2 separate regions of the Homo sapiens genome follow, and region 2 is linked to region 1. Evidence: chromatin loops called from intact Hi-C (ENCODE). Cell type or tissue: heart right ventricle. All regions are shown on one strand. Links, peaks and the distances in the headings refer to the core of each region. The heading gives the core; the rest is flanking DNA.

Region 1 (7,960 bases), core at 2,020-6,019:
TCTCACTCCCCTCCTTGAGGTAAACACTACCATATCTTTTAAAACCTATTTCATCATGTGCGCACGCGTGCACACACGATCTTTATGAAAATCCTTTTTGTTTTCACAAAAATGGAACCACATTGAAAACACTTCTGCAACTTATTTCCATTGAATAGTGCTTTGCTAACAGCCTTCCATGTCATTACACCCAGAAAATGAATCTTCTGGAGCCTGGTGTATCTGGACCACTTATTAGAATAATAAAAAGCAGCCTGAGGCTGGGTGCAGTGGCTCATGCCTATAATCCCAGCACTTTGGGAGGCCGAGACAGGTCAGGAGTTCGAGACCACCCTGGCAAACATGGGGAAACCCTGTCTCTACTAAAAATATAAAAAATTAGCTGGGCGTAGTGGCAAGCACCTGTAATCCTAGCTACTTAGGAGGCTGAAGCAGGAGAATCATTCGAACCCGGGAGGTGGAGGTTGCAGTGAGCCGAGATCACACCACTGCACTCCTGCCCCAGCAACAGAGTGAGACTCCATCTCAAAAAAAACAAAAAAGCCTGATTTATGAATTGACCATGTTTCCCTATGCATATATACACAAATATGAACATACACCACCAGTGTTTTCTATTTGAGACATGTTATGTCTTACCTGAGGAAGCAATTTCTTCACCTCTTTTCATTCCCAATCTTTTATAAATTTCTCTCTCAGGATCGACATAGATTTCATGAGAATATCCAGTCAGCTTGCAAAAAGGCTGAAAAGAGAGAATGGTTGGAATTTTTACAAGAACAAATGAGAGAAAAGTAATGATACTCTAACTTCAGCCAACTTAGCCTACATTTAGTGGTTTAAATAATGTAATTTTTATGTCTGAAACAGATTTTATTCATTAGTCTCCCAATGTACTAGATATTTACCTCAATATGATGGTAGGATGACTGTCCAATCACTATAAGGGTGACATTTGCTTCCTTAGGAGAAAAAAAAGGACATGTATATATCATTAGAAATTATGCATGTTTTATACAACATCCCTTAACCCAACTCTTATGTTTCATTCTAATGCCACCTATAGGCTTCTAGAGGAATGGAATACACAGCAAAATTGTGTGAGTTAATGCAAAGATATGTATAGTAAAATATTAATTCAGATGCTTCTTTTGCTAAGTAGGAATTTCCAGACTTACACATAAGACCTAAAACTATAAAACTACTAGAAGAAAACTACAAAACTGCTACATGACATGGGTGTAAACAATGATTTGTAGAATATGACCTCAAAAATACAGGCAACAAAAGCAAAAATAGACAAATGGGACTATATCAAACTAAAAAGCTTCTGCACAGCCAAGGAAACAATCAACAGAGAAGAGACAACTCACAGATTGAGAGAAAATATCTGCAAACTATACATCTGATAAGGGGCAAATATCCAAAGTGTAAAAGAAATTCAAACAACTTTGCAAGAAAACAACATAGCCTGATTAAAAAATGGACAAAGGGCTGAGCATGGTGGCTTACGCCTGTAATCCCAGCACTTTTGCCAAGTCAGGTGGATCACCTGAGGTCAGGAGATCAAGACCAGCCTGACCAACATGGTGAAACCCCATCTCCACTAAAAATACAAAAATTAGCTGGGTGTGGTGGCATGTGCCTGTAATCCCAGCTACTCTGGAGGCTGAGGCAGGAGAATCACTTGAACCTAGGAGGCGAAGGTTGTAGTCAGCCGAGATTGTGCCACTGCTCTCCAGCCTGGGGGGCAGAATAAGACTCCGCCTCAAAAAAAAAAAAAAAAAAGAAATAGCCAAGAGATATATGAAAAGATGCTCAAAATCACTACTCATCAGTGAAATACAAATTAAAATTACAATGATATAACCTCACACTTGTTAAATGGCTATCAGTAAGATGCAAGATAAGTGTTGGTGAGGATGTGGAGAAAAAGGAACTTTTGTACACTGTTGTTAGGAATGTAAATTAGTACAGCCATTACGGAAAACAGTCTGGAAGTTATTAAAATTAAAAATAGAAATATAATATGATCCAGCAATCCCACTACTGGGCATTTATTCAAAGGAAATGAAATCAGTATGTTGAAGAGATATCTGCACTCCCATGTTTTATTACAGCATGATTCACAACACCAAGATATAGAAGCAACCTCAGTGTTCAACAATGGATAAATATAAAGAAAATGCGGTATCGGCCGGGCGCGGTGGCTCACGCCTGTAATCCCAGCACTTTGGGAGGCCAAGGCGGGCAGATCACGAGGTCAGGAGATGGAGACCATACTGGCTAACACGGTGAAACCCGTCTCTACTAAAAATACAAAAAATTAGCCGGGCGTGGTGGCGGGCGCCTGTTAGTCCCAGCTACTCAGGAGGCTGAGGCAGGAGAATGGCGTGAACCCGGGAGGCGGAGCTTGCAGTGAGCTGAGATCGCGCCACTGCACTCCAGCCTGGGCGATAGAGTGAGACTCCATCTCAAAAAAAAAAAAAGAAGAAAAGAAAATACGGTATCACATTTGGTCATAAAAAAGAAAGACATTTTTCTGTTATTTGCGACAACACTAGATGCACCTGGAGGACATCGTGTAAGTGAAATAAGCCAGGCACAGGAAGAAAAACACCGCATGATCTCATTTACCTATGGAAACGAAAAAAGTAGAGTGTAATGATGGTTACCAGAGACTGGTTACTCAGGGATAAGGAAAAGGGAGGTGATCAAAGGGTACAAAGTTTCAGTTAAACAAGAGGAATAACTTTTAGAGATCTGCTGCACACCATGGTGACTATAGTTAACAATGTATACTTCAAAATTGCTAAAAGACTAGTTTTTACACGCTGTCATCACAAAAAACTAAAATCACTATCTGACATGATGGATGTATTATCTCGATTTAATCATTCCACAACGTAAATGCCTATGAAAATATTACACTGTATCCCATAAACACATACAATTATATATGTCAATTTTTAAAAAGAGAATAAAAGGATACGCAGAGGAACAGTCAAAACATTGTTTTCAAAATGATATAGTAAATAATTCTCTATATTCTCCCCAAAGACATTCTTTTTTAAAAACTCTGTAGCACAGTTTTTTTTTTTTCTTTTTTAGACGGAGTCTTACTCTGTCGCCCAGGCTGGAGTGCAGTGGTGCAATTTCGGCTCACTGCAACCTCCGCCTCCCGGGTTCACGCCATTCTCCTGCCTCAGCCTCCCGAGTAGCTGGGCCTACAGGCGCCCGCCACCAAGCCCGGGTAATTTTTGGTATTTTTAGTAGAGTCAGGGTTTCACCGTGTTAACCAGGATGGTCTCGATCTCCTGACCTCGTGATCCGCCCTCCTCGGCCTCCCAAAGTGCTGGGATTACAGGCGTGAGCCACCGTGCCCGGCCGCACAGTTATTTAATCAATGTTATTTTTTCACATCCTGATTGACAAGGTCTGCTGAAAGAACATCTGTTTTATAAAGGCTGCTCAATGCCTTTCCTCAAAAAGCTCACTTGGGCACAAACCTATCTGTGCCTCAAGAAAAACAACTATGTGGTTTGTCCTAGGGACATGGAACTTGCAGCCTATTAACATAAACATTTGCACCTTTACGATATATTAGTATTTTCCCATAATGAGCAGCTATTTGGAGTGTAACAAAAAATAAAGGGAAGAAAATAACCATTTCCAGCATTTGTTTTAGGGCATTATCAGTCAACATTTGAGAACAGGCACTAGGTTACCAGGCAACACCACAATTGTTAGTACGTTTACCACCAGGCAGCACCCAATGAGTTAGGGCAGAAATAGATCTCTGACGTCTCACTCCTTTTGGAGGGGCGAGGGTGGAGAGAGCTGCGGGGAGGGGCAATCCAGGCTGCAAGTTCCGCGCTGGAGCCGCGTCCTCCCCCGCCCCGCTCGCAAGGTCTGCAGAAGCGGGCACTGGGCCGCCCACGCTGGGAAACTCACTTGTAAGAAACTCCTGGGGATTTTGGCCAGATCCTCTACGTATTCCTTGCAGATGTAACACAGGAAATGCTGAAAGCCAAAACGGCAGAAAGGGCAAGTTAGTAAAGCAGCACCCTCGGGCCCCGAAGGATCCCTGTACTTCGCCGTGCGTGACGCGAGCAAAGGCGACGCCCGCGGGGCCGGGACCGGCGGCTCGGGCGCCCGGCGCGTGGGAAGCGGGCCTCGCCCTCGCCCTCTCCCTGCCCCGCCCTAGTTGGGAAGCGGCCGCGACTGGGCAGGCTGCCTTCCCGTTTCCGTCCTAAGAAGCAGGAGGCGCGGCTCGCATCCCGGCAGCCTGCCCGGGACCCTGGGCCGCGCTTCCCTTCCAGCCCCGCCGCCCGCTCACCCGCACGAACACCACCACGGCGCGGCGCTCCCGGAACAGCGCGCCGAACGGTACCCGCTGCCCGCGGGCGTCCAGCACCGGCAGCTCGGCCACGGCGGCCGCCAGGGGCTGCCCGCTGTCGGGGCCGCTCGGGGCCGGGACCAGGGCGGCGGCGCCGCTAACCTGCCGCGTGACCGGGGCCGGCGCGGCCATGACGCGGGGCGGCCGAGGGCCTGGGTCCGCTCTGTCAGCGCGGACCGGGGCGGGGCGCGCAGAGGTTGGGCGCGGGGGGCGGGGCGGGGCGTGCAGAGGTGGGGCCTGGCAAGTCACGGTTTCCGCGGCGCGGCGCGGGCCTGGGAGCTGTCGGAGTGAACCCCACGGGCGGTTCTGACTCAGCTCTCAGGGTAGGGGACAGAGAGAGAAAGTAAGGTCCGTCCACGGCGAGCAAGCATTATTGAGGAAGAAAGCCGCCCGCGCCCTCCATGGCCACCTGAGCGGATGTTCTCACCTATTCGAGAACTAATGGGTGTATGTGTAAAAGGTGGGCTAGGGCCAGGCCCACGTTTTGTAAACACACAGGCCGGGCCTGTAATCCTAGCGACTTGGGAGGCCGAGGCGGGAAGATCACTTGAGGCCAGGAGTTCGAGACCAGCCTGGGTAGGTAACAGAGGGCAACGCCATCTCCGTTTTTTAAAAAAATAAATAATAAAAATAAAGAAATAAAAGGTGAGCTGGGTGGGATGAGGATGATGAAGTTAGATGACTTAGCAGCTGTTTTGTAGAAATCCCACACTTCCAATTCAGTTTCTCCTGGGGTGGGTAGGCAGGCATAGGGAAATCTGGGGATCTCAGCCTTTGTGAGACCAAACTGGCCCTGGATTTAGAGGTTCATCTTTCTCTGGGGTTTCTCATGGGTGCTAACTGTGTGTCCAAGATTTCCAGAGCAGGACCAGATAACATTCAGGCTCTTTGTCTTCATAAGTTTACTCACTCTTGTGTATGGATTTGGGGTTCAGAAAGTACATCCTTTATCTATGGCCTTTGTTGAGCTGAAGAATATTTCTGGGGCGGAGTGCTAGGCAGGTCTATGTGACTGATGTGACTCTGCCACAAAGTGCAGGAAAGGGGGATGCTGCATCCTCTGGCTTTCACCTGTGTGAAGATTTTATACTTTATTGAGCACACATTAAGTGCTCTGTTTGAGAAGCTCTGCAGCGTGTTTACAAAATTTTAAGCATAGATCTGTTTCTAAGTCAAGATAGTTTCTTTCTGAGACAGGGTGTCGCTCTGTCGCCCAGGCTGGAGCATTGGCACGATCATGGCTCACTGCAGCCTCCACCTCCTGAGCTCAAGCAGTCCTCCTGCCTCAGCCTCCCAAGTAGCTGTGATCACAGGCATGCACCACCATGCCTGGCAAATTTTTTTTTAGATTTGTTTTTGTAGACACAAGGGTCTCCCTATGTTGCCCAGGCTGGTTTTGAACTCCTGGGCTCAAGCAATCCTCTTGCCGTGGTCTCCCAAAGTCCTGGGGTTACAGGCATGAGCCACTGGGCCTGGCCAGGAGCTTTATGAGTTTTTGGAAATAAATGCATGACCAAAGTGCAGGCTGATGAATAGCACTCACAACAGGCAGTTTGCCAGATGTCACCAAATTTATTGTAAGCAGTGTTTTGGTAAGCAGAAATTGATATACAGATAAGAATGGTGGTATTTTGGCAGCTCTGATTAATTGCTGGTATCAATGAATGAAAAATTTTCTTTGACATTACTGCTTTCAGTGTCATATTTCATGTGAAATAAATTACAGGTTAGACAATTTCATTTTGAAATACAAAGAGCCACATGACTTAGTTTTTGCAGAGTGATGAACTCAGACATCATCAAAAAATAGTTTTGTAGGAGGAATAGTAGCCATGCAGAAATGCAGAAATTAGAAGGTATTGTCTAGGGAGCATCAGTACATGACTGAATGAGACACTGAGAGATGAAGTGCCTGTGACAGTTATCAACTTGCTTCTCAGCTCCAAATCAACCCTTCACTATATACTCTGTGACAATGGACAGACTTCCTCTAAGCATCTAACCTTTGCAATGGGCAATATATTAAGCATTTTCAATAGACAGTGTTGGCAGGACATTGCAGGAGGAAGGGGATTTCAAATAGCCTCCTGAGGGTAGCGGGTGGGGCTCTGCCTCTGGCACTTTACCAGGATACACACTTCCTTGGCAACACTGCAACTATTGGCTGTTCTAGCAATAACCTAGCACCTCACTTGATGTGAAAACTGGAACTTGAACGCACTCCTAACTCCACTAGCAGCCCAATTCCTCACCTGTGCCCCCAATTCCTCACCTGTTCCCATCGAGCCACCGCTCTCTGTAGAGCCGTTGGCTCACCTGTACCCATCACCATTGCCTCTGCTCTCATCCACTGCTTGCTGATGACCTATGCCCTGCCTGCATTCTAGTGGGTTCCTTTCTGCCTTTCCCTTGACTGTATACCAGATCCAGCCTGGGCAAGCCATCAAACTTCTACACATAGCTATCCAGTAGGCTGAACTATACCTGCTCCAGTCAGATCTGAAACCCAGATTTGGGGAAGGGGTCCCTTTCAAGTTTGTCTTCTTTGAGTATTGGTCCTTAGCCATAGGTTCCTTATATTTTCTAGACACACTTTAATCAGAGTTGTTGTTTTTTCAGAGATGGGGTCTCACTAATGTTTTCCAGGCTGGAGTCCAGTGGCTATTCACAGGTGCTATGATTATAGCACACTACAGTCTCATACTCCTGGCCTCAAGCATTCCTCCTGCCTCAGCCTCCTGAGTAGCTGAGATTACAGGTGCATGTCACCTGATCAGAGTTTACTCATTCATTATATTAAACTTTCCCTGTTTAACCTACAGTGTGGTTTAAATCTCGTTATTGGACCCAGACTAATACAGCACCTTTAGATACTATGATTAAGGAAAAGTAAATGTAAACTATTACTGTTTCCGTTCTGTTATTATTTAGGAATGACCTGCTAATATTTGGTGGTATAACTTCATATGTCCATGGTTTAAAATAAATCAAAGAACACACACTAAAAAATACAGAGACAGCACTACATGTTTGTAGAGTTGCCAGTGTAACTACTGTGTTGCTCAAGAAAGCGTCCTCCAAAATATCTTCTGACAAGTCCAACTAGAGATTCAACTGCCAAGAATACAGCTCTGAGGGGATAATACAAACAGTGTGTACAGTTTTTCTTAATTTGTTAATTTTAAAAAATATTTCCCCCTTTTGTGGTAAAATATACATGACATAAAATTTCCCACTTTAACCATTTTTAAATGTGTAATTCATTAGCATTAAGTACATTCACACTGTTGTGCAGCCTGCTCCATCATCCATCTCCAGAGCTTTTTCATCATCTCAAACTGTAACTCCATAACCTTTAAACACTAACTGCCCATTCCCTGCTCTACCTAACGCCTGGCAACCACCATTCTACTTTTTATCTCTATGAGTTTGATAACTCTATTTATCTTGTGTAACTGGAATCATACAGTATTTGTCCATTTGTGATTAACTTACTTCACTTGGCACAATCTCTTCAAGGTTCATCCTTGTAGCAGCACTTGTCAGGATTTCCTTCCTTTT
Region 2 (7,960 bases), core at 1,340-5,339, 180 kb before region 1:
GCTGGGATTACAGGTGAGCCACCGCACCTGGCCTTTCTTGATGATTTCTAAGAGCTCTTCACAGACTGGGAATCTCAACCCCTTATCCTATCACAGAGGGCTGACCTTAATGTATGAATGACTGGTGATCAAACTAATTAATAATTAGTTCAGACAACCTAATGAATATCAATGATAATTAATGGGTGAAAGTTGGGCATTCTGTCCTCTGCTCACAAGCTCTTTTCCAGCAGCTTGTTAAATTCCTTGACTTGGAGTAGCCTGACTCTTGTATGGACCTCTAGTGTCTTGTCCCCTCTGTGCTCTCCCAGTCCTCCCTCCCTCTCTTTTCATTATGTAGCTTAGATACCGGCTCCGTCTCCAGCACCCTTCCAAGTTCTGTTTTTCTGGGGTTTTTTTTGAGACAGAGTTTCACTCTTATTGCCCAGGCTGGAGTGCAATGGCGCGATCTTGGCTCACTGCAACCTCCACCTCCCAGATTCAAGCAATTCTCCTCCTCAGCCTCCTGAGTAGCTGGGATTACAGGCATGTGCTACCATGCCCGGCTAATTTTGTATTTTTAGTAGAGACGGGGTTTCTCCATGTTGATCAGGCTGGTCTTGAACTCCCAACCTCAGGTGATCCGCCCATCTCAGCCTCCCAAAGTGCTGGGATTACAGGCATGAGCCACTGTGCCTGGCCTCCAAGTTCTTAAATACCCATGCGCCTTCAACTCTCTGGCCCTTTGGACCTGCTGCTGTAACTTGCTAGCAAAACCCCTCCTGGGTGACTCCACTATCTGCCTTCTCTCTGCCTGTTCCCACAAGCTGAGCACTACAAGTCACATCGTGGGCCTGGTTGGAACCCCAGTAAATTCCCGGTCACTGATATTCTGAAACCAGGCCTTGGCGATCCCCGGTTCTTGGGTTCACTCTTTCTCTCACCTTCTCTAATGACTGTTTTAATTTCTCCTCAAAACCCTGACACTGCCTCCCACTGTACCCTTCCGCCATCGTCCTCTTTCATTTTCTGGATGCAACATTTCCTTCTATATCACAGAGTAATTATGATCCATTAGGTGGCAACTTCATCATCCTCCCACTGCCAAAGATACAAGACTGCTACACCTGCACGCCTCCTGGGCTCCTTCCCTCGTGCTAACCATCGGGCTGCCATCCCCCCCGACCTCTTCACGCTTCAGATCTTTCCTACTGACTTCATGAAAACTTCATACTGTTAGTTAGCTCCTTCCTTTTTTGGTATATTCATCTCCTTCCTCCCAACCCTAGTCTTCCAGTCAGCATTTAAACATGCTCAGTCTCTCCTGCGTAAGTGTCCTCTGGACCCCACATTCTCCGTCAGCTGCCTCTTTCAGAGTTGCATGTGGCCTTCTTCACTTCCTCCCCTCCACTTATTCCTCCCTTTAGTCCAGGCCTGGCTTCTGTCCTCACTGTCCTTCTGAAACAGTCACCATGTCTCCAGATCTAATGGATGCTGCAGTCTGCGTCTTTCTTGACCTCTCAGAAGCATTTGACTTTATTGATTTCTTCGTAAACGTGCTCTCCTGTTGGTTTCTGTGATCACTCTGCTCTTCTTTTCCTTCTGCCTCTCAGCATCTCCTTTGCAGGCTCATCCTTGTCTTTCGGGTCTTTTAAAATGTTAAGTTCTTCAGGGCCCTGCCTTAGGCCTTCTCTTTCTGTAGAGTTTCTTTATAGGATCTTATGCACTTCTGTGACTTAAATTGTCGTTTACACACTAACTCTGGAATATGTATCTCTGGCTCTTAACTTCAATGTGGGCTCCAGGCCTGTGGCTCCATCTGCCTACTGGACACTTTCCCTGGGACATCCCAGATGCTCCTGTGCCCAGCCTGACCGAGACTGAGCTGACTCCTCCCCACACCTCTGGTCCTCACTCAGTGTTTCCATCCAACTGTACAAACCAGAAACCTACGAGTCATCCTTGGAACTTCTGTCTTCTTGACCCTCCTCTTTCCAAAACCCAGTCCTTCCCTCTGCTCTGGTGATTGTACCCCTAAATACCGAGCATCACCACTCACCAGCGTCGTCTAAGCCATTGTTATCTGGACCACCACTGGAGCCCCTCACAGGGCTCCCTGCATCCTCACCTACGCCAAGGTGGTGTTCACACCGCATTCTGATTGTCATGCCCCCACCCCTTGCTTAAGACCCTCCAATGTCTTCCTGTCCTTTTTCTGTCCCCTGTTCTGACCTGCAGAGTCCTGTGTGGTCTGGCCCCTGCAAAACCCTCAAGTTCAGACATTCCTGTGCCTTCTCTGGGTTCACCATGAGGCCTTTATTTCATGTTCTCAAATGTACTTTTATCCCACCCCTGCCCTCACACTTGCCATACAGCTTTCACAAGTGTTGTTTCTTTGTTTTCCCAAACCCCCTTTACTCTTCGCCTATCTGTCTCTTACTCATCCTTCAGCTGCCAAAAGGCAGGGTGTCTAGTGGTTAAGAGCACAGACATTGAACCAGTGTGATGAGTTGAAATCCCAGCTCTGCCACTTACTAGTTGGGCAAGTTATTTAATTTCTTTTTCAGTGGCTCAGTTTTCTTCATCTGTAAAATGGGAATAATAACGTACCTACATTATAGGGTTCTTGTAAAGATTTTGTGTGTGTGCGTGCGTTTATATCTGTGTCCTAGAGTGGTGCCTGGCATGTAGCTAGTGCTTTATCAGTATCTGCTCTTATTATTGTTACTTACTTCAAGAGTGAAAGGCCACAGTGATTGATGATTGTGAAAGCTGTATTCAAAACAATTGCAATGTATTATTCAAAACAAGAAATGTGTTTCATTAAATAAATAGGAGTAACAGTTAATATGAATATTTAGACAGTGAGCTAACTAAGGAACTAGATTAACAGTTTATATGAATGTTGAGAAAGTTAACTGGATACCTTCAGGAGAACATTATATCCTTTTTGAGCCAATAAACATTTATACAAATTCAGGTAATATAAGGCAGAATAATAGAGAGTAAATTATAGTATTGTTCTAATCTATAGAATTGATTGAGATACTCTAGTATTCATAATATTAGACAAAAATATTTAGTCACTGTGAAAGAAAATAAAGCTTGTTGACTGTCTGTCTGCAGTATCCCAGGAGAGCTAGCTGGAAAATCTTTCTCTCTCTTTTCTGCTGACCTGGGGGGAAAGTGAGCATCTATTTGGAATTGCAAGTGCAATGCAGGTATTGAGTGACCGTGCCGAGAGATTCTTTTTTCTGCACTGCCTTGTCAAATTTTAACATTATTACTAAAATTTCTAATAATACAATTATAATTTTTTGATACTCTAAAAGTTGGGCTGGTATCCGAGAAATACATTGAGTGATAGCGATGCTCTCTGGTGTCAGCCCTGTTTGAATGTTGATTTTGCACTCTGGCTTCTGGCATTTAGCCTGAATGTACATTCAGTGTACCTCTCAGTTCTAGAATGTCTTGATAGATGAATCTAATGTACTCTCACTTATGTTCAAACACACAACCCAAAGTGCACTTCCATTTTCCTCAAATAGGACATATTTTACTGATAATTATATGTGCAATGCCCTTCCATCCTTCCATCTTCTCCTTTCATTACAGAAGTATTAACTGTTCCTTGTTGCATAGTGTTCTAGTGTCCGACGATACCTGTGACGACTCTTTGTATTTTGTTTTAAGAATAACTCTAACATTGGCCAGGCGCGGTGGCTCACACCTGTAATCCCAGCACTTTGGGAGGCCGAGGTGGGTGGATCACAAGGTCAGGAGATCAAGACCATCTTGGCTAACACGGTGAAACCCAGTCTCTACTGAAAATACAAAAAATTAGCTGGGTATGGTAGCGGGCACCTGTAGTCCCAGCTATTCAGGAGGCTGAGGCAGGAGAATGGTGTGAACCCAGGAGGTGGAGCTTGCAGTGAGCCGAGATCGTGCCACTGCACTCCAGCCTGGGTGACAGAGCGAGACTCCGTCTCAACAACAACAACAACAAAAAAAAAAAAAAAAAGAAGAAAAAGAATAACATTTTTAGAGCATTTGCTGTATGCCAAGAACTGCTGTAAATGCTACCATGTCTTAATTCATTCAGTTCTTTGCCACTCCATGAAGGAGGAGCTACTGCTATTCTCACACTGGGACAGAGGTTCAATACCTGCCTAAGGTCACCTGGCTCATGTGCAGAGCCGGAATTTGAACCAGGCAGATGCATAGGCATTCATACTCCTCTAGTGAGTGGTAGGAATAGCAAAAAGTGCTGTTCAGAACACCTGCTGGTAACTCAGGAGAGGGCAAAAGATGTTGGCCCTGGAAGGTAAGAGCTGCCAGGATCTCTGAGCGTTTCCCTACTCAGGAATATGGAGCATCAACTCCCATCCTTCCTGAAAAATACTTTATTAAAAGAAACTGTGAGCAAACAGTAATACAAACTATCTGCAATAAATTATTTTTATTGTAATCGGTTTCCTAGTGTATTTGCTTAAACAATGAAGATTTTCTTATGTTTTAGGTTAAATTCATTTGTCCCAGTTAAATATCCGATTAGTAAAGCTTTATTTCTGGAACCTACTTTCTTTGATTCACTGCACTCTTTCATATATTCAGGTGAAAAGGTATTGCATGAATGGAAATGTGGACATTTGAATTGATGTTTTGTATCTTTCTTCTGCGCATATCATGACTGTTTTCCATCTAGGTATTTTTCTGTGCCCCCTTATTCCCTGAATCTCAGTGGAGCACAGAGGTTGAGTGTGGGCTTTGGAAACGCAATGACAGGATTGGAACTTGCCTCTTCTATTTATTTGCTCACTATGTGACCTCTCTCTGCCTCGATATTCTTATCTGTAAAATGGGATATTAATTATATCTAACTATTGATATCATGAAATAATATAAAGCATTTTGAACAGCATCTGGCACATGGTAAGCATACAGTGTTAGCTAGTCTCATCCATTTCTAAATAAAGGGAACTGTGGTTAAAGCAGTATGATTTCTATAATTTCACGTTTAGAAACAAATATATAACTATCAAATTTGTATATAGCATTATTCACATTACCATAGATTTGACCACCTTATATCCATAAGTCATTTTGATGGAAAATTCCCTCCCAAAAGTTTTTTATAACAAACCAAGAATTGTGAAGGTCTTTGAATTACTCAAAAATGGGGGTGTTAAAGCAATAGCAGTTATGAGGCTCTCAGTTGTTAGAAATATACTTGCATGAGTCCTTCCTAGAATCGAAGGATACATCTCTTCCTGTTGAATATTTAGTCATTGCTAAAACTGCCGGTAAAACTGTACTCAGAACCAATCAAATGGGAAATGGGGTATGCGTCACAGGATTGTCATAGTGTGTGTTTGCTAATAACTTTTAGTGGGTAGGGAATAAGGTTAAGGAGCCTGTCCTTGGTGATACTATGCTGCTTTCAACGTGGCTTGTTGAAACTGCAGCTGATAAGCAGGGCATTCGTGCCTCTGATATGGGGCATTTGTGCCTCTATTCTTGAATGAGGTGCATTCCAGTCAACAGCTTCAAGCTGATACTGCTGAAGGAGGCTGTAACTTGTAACTAATCTGAATTACACTATATGCTTTACTTTATGTGTCTATACACAGTTTCAAGCTTGCATTTCATATATACCTTGTCCTTTTTTGATCTAGTTCTTTGTTTAGATATGATGTCCTTTAAGCAAACAAACAAACTCTGTTAATAACAACTACTTCTGTGGCCTTAATGTAAAATCTATTCTTTCTAGAATTGAATTTTCTGGAATTTATAAACTTGTATTAGGTCGTCTTAAGTATGAAAGAATTACCAAATTTATAGCATTCAGTTCTGTTGATTTTTAAAATTCTGTCACAAGTAGGCTAAAGAAGATTTATGATTCCTTAATATTTCTTTATTTTTAGCTGTGTATTAAAATTTTATATTATGGAAAATTATACAAATTAAGTAGTATAAAGAACTTGTAAGTAAGTTGTTCAGCTTAAAGCTGTTACCAAATCACGGCCACTCCTGTTTCATGCATATTTCTACCAACTTCTGCCTCCCCCAGGGTATCATATACCACTCATAAATGTTTCACAGTGTTATACCTGCTACTCTTTTTTAATAACATAACTGGAATACCATTACTCCATTAAATTTTTTTTAATATACTTGATATCATTAATTCCAAGACACTTCTTCAGTTTCCCTGATTGTCTTCAAAACTTTTTAAAAAGATAATTTATTTGTTTGAAATAATATTGAAATATACATGTCAATTGGTTAGTCTCATGTCTGTTTTTAAAACAGCTTTGAGATATAATTCACATCCAATAAATGGCACATATTTAGCATGTACAGTTTTACAAGCTTTGATATATTTGTACACTTGTGAAACTATCACCATGAGCAAAATCATGAGCATAGCCATCGCCCCACAAAGTTTCCTGGCGTTCCTTTGTAGGCCCTCTCTCTTGCCCCATTTCCCCCCGGCAGCCAATGATCTACTTTCTGTCACTACAGATTAGTTTGCAGTTGCTATAATTTTATATGAATGGAATCATGCAGCTTGTATTCTTCTTTGGTCTGTGTTCTTTCTCCGAGCATACTTACTGTGTGATTTGTATCTGTTCATTCCTTTTCATTGCAGAGTAGTAGTCTGTTATACAGGTGGACCACCATTTATCTGTTTACCTGGTGGTGATCACTGGGTGGTTTCCAGTTTTTGCTATAAAGCTGCTATGAACATTTTTTTTTTCTTTGAGACAGAGTCTCACTCTGTCACCCAGGCTGGCGTGCAGTGGTGCAATCTCGGCTCACTGCAACCTCCGCCTCCCAGGTTCAAGCGATTCTCTTGCCTCAGCCTCCCGAGTAGCTGGGATTACAGGCGCCCGCCACTACACCCAGCTAATTTTTGTATTTTTAGTAGAGACGGGGTTTCACCATGTTGGCCAGGCTGGTCTCGAACTCCTGACCTTGTGATTCGCCCTCCTCGGCCTCCCAAAGTGCTGGGATTACAGGCGTGAGCCACCGTGCCCGTCCTGAACATTTTAATATACAAGTGTTTATATGGATATACACTTTCATTTCTCCTGGGTAAATACCTAGGAGTGGAATGGTTGGACCAAATGGTATGCGTATATTTCACTTTGTAAGAAGCTGCTGAACTCTTTTCCAACATCCTTGCTAGAACTTGCTATGGTCAGTTTTTATAACTTTCAGTCATTTTAATAGGTACATATCTCATTATGGGTTTTTGTTGTCATCGTTTTTTTTTTTTTCTTTTTTTAGAGACAAGATCTTGCTCTGTCACCCAGGCTAGAGTACAGTGGTGTGATCATAGCTTACTGTAACTTCGAACTCCTGGTCTCAAATGATCCTCCCACCTCAGCCTCCTGATGTCCAGCTTATTTTTTACTTTTTGTAGAGATGGGGTCTCGTTTTGGTACCCAGGCTGGTCTCCAACTCTTGGCCTCAAGTGCTGCCTCGGCCTCCTGGAGTGCTGAAATTACAGATGTGGGCCACCGTGTCTAGCTTCATTGTGGTTTTAATTTGCATTTCCCTAATGACTAATAATGTTGAGCATTTTTTGTGTGGTATTTCCCATCTGTATTCTTTAGTAAAGCTGCTTTGATAAAGAACCACTGCCACCAGGGACTTGATTGTTTCCAGGGCATTTGGGTGGACAGAGATGGGAAATACACACATACACATTATAAGATAAAATATGAGTTCATTCAATATTTCCAATTCGAAGTTAAGATATGGGATTTTTACCTAGACTGCTTGTTTCTCCTTTTCTTACATACTGAAAATTCTAGTTCTGAGTAACATTGTGCTTTTAATCATTTGTTGCACATAAAACAGTCACAGCATTACCAACATTACCTTCAGTAACACAGTTACTGAAAAGTTATGTCGAGGAGGGAGATGAGTAATCAAATTTGTATTTCAAAATCATTTGAAATAGTTCTCTTGA

The links. Peaks named below come from ENCODE experiments on the same cell type or tissue, not always from the same donor. Only the 100,000 strongest peaks of a DNase experiment are listed, where the experiment ranks them.
Region 2: a loop joins it to region 1, with 2.7 times the contacts of the local background. A loop is called at or near these places in 4 of 110 quality-filtered maps.

The regions. Positions count from the first base shown.
Region 1 is chr9:96,650,751-96,658,710 of GRCh38, forward strand. PRXL2C (peroxiredoxin like 2C) reads right to left here and starts at 4,567. Exons shown (of 6, transcript NM_153698.2): 1 at 4,340-4,567; 2 at 3,955-4,023; 3 at 909-962; 4 at 640-745. The coding sequence starts at 4,531. RefSeq lists silencers at 4,106-4,175, 4,316-4,525, 4,566-4,655. In heart right ventricle, for the core only: a CTCF peak has its summit at 4,306; DNase peaks (open chromatin) are centred at 3,221, 4,101, 4,191 and 4,631; H3K4me3 peaks cover 2,352 bases; H3K27ac peaks cover 3,236 bases.
Region 2 is chr9:96,471,408-96,479,367 of GRCh38, forward strand. All of the region lies in intron 5 of HABP4 (hyaluronan binding protein 4), which reads left to right. Among named protein-coding and RNA genes, the nearest start is that of HABP4, 25 kb to the left of the region's middle. In heart right ventricle, for the core only: no CTCF peak of the experiment used is centred there; no DNase peak of the experiment used is centred there; H3K27ac peaks cover 662 bases.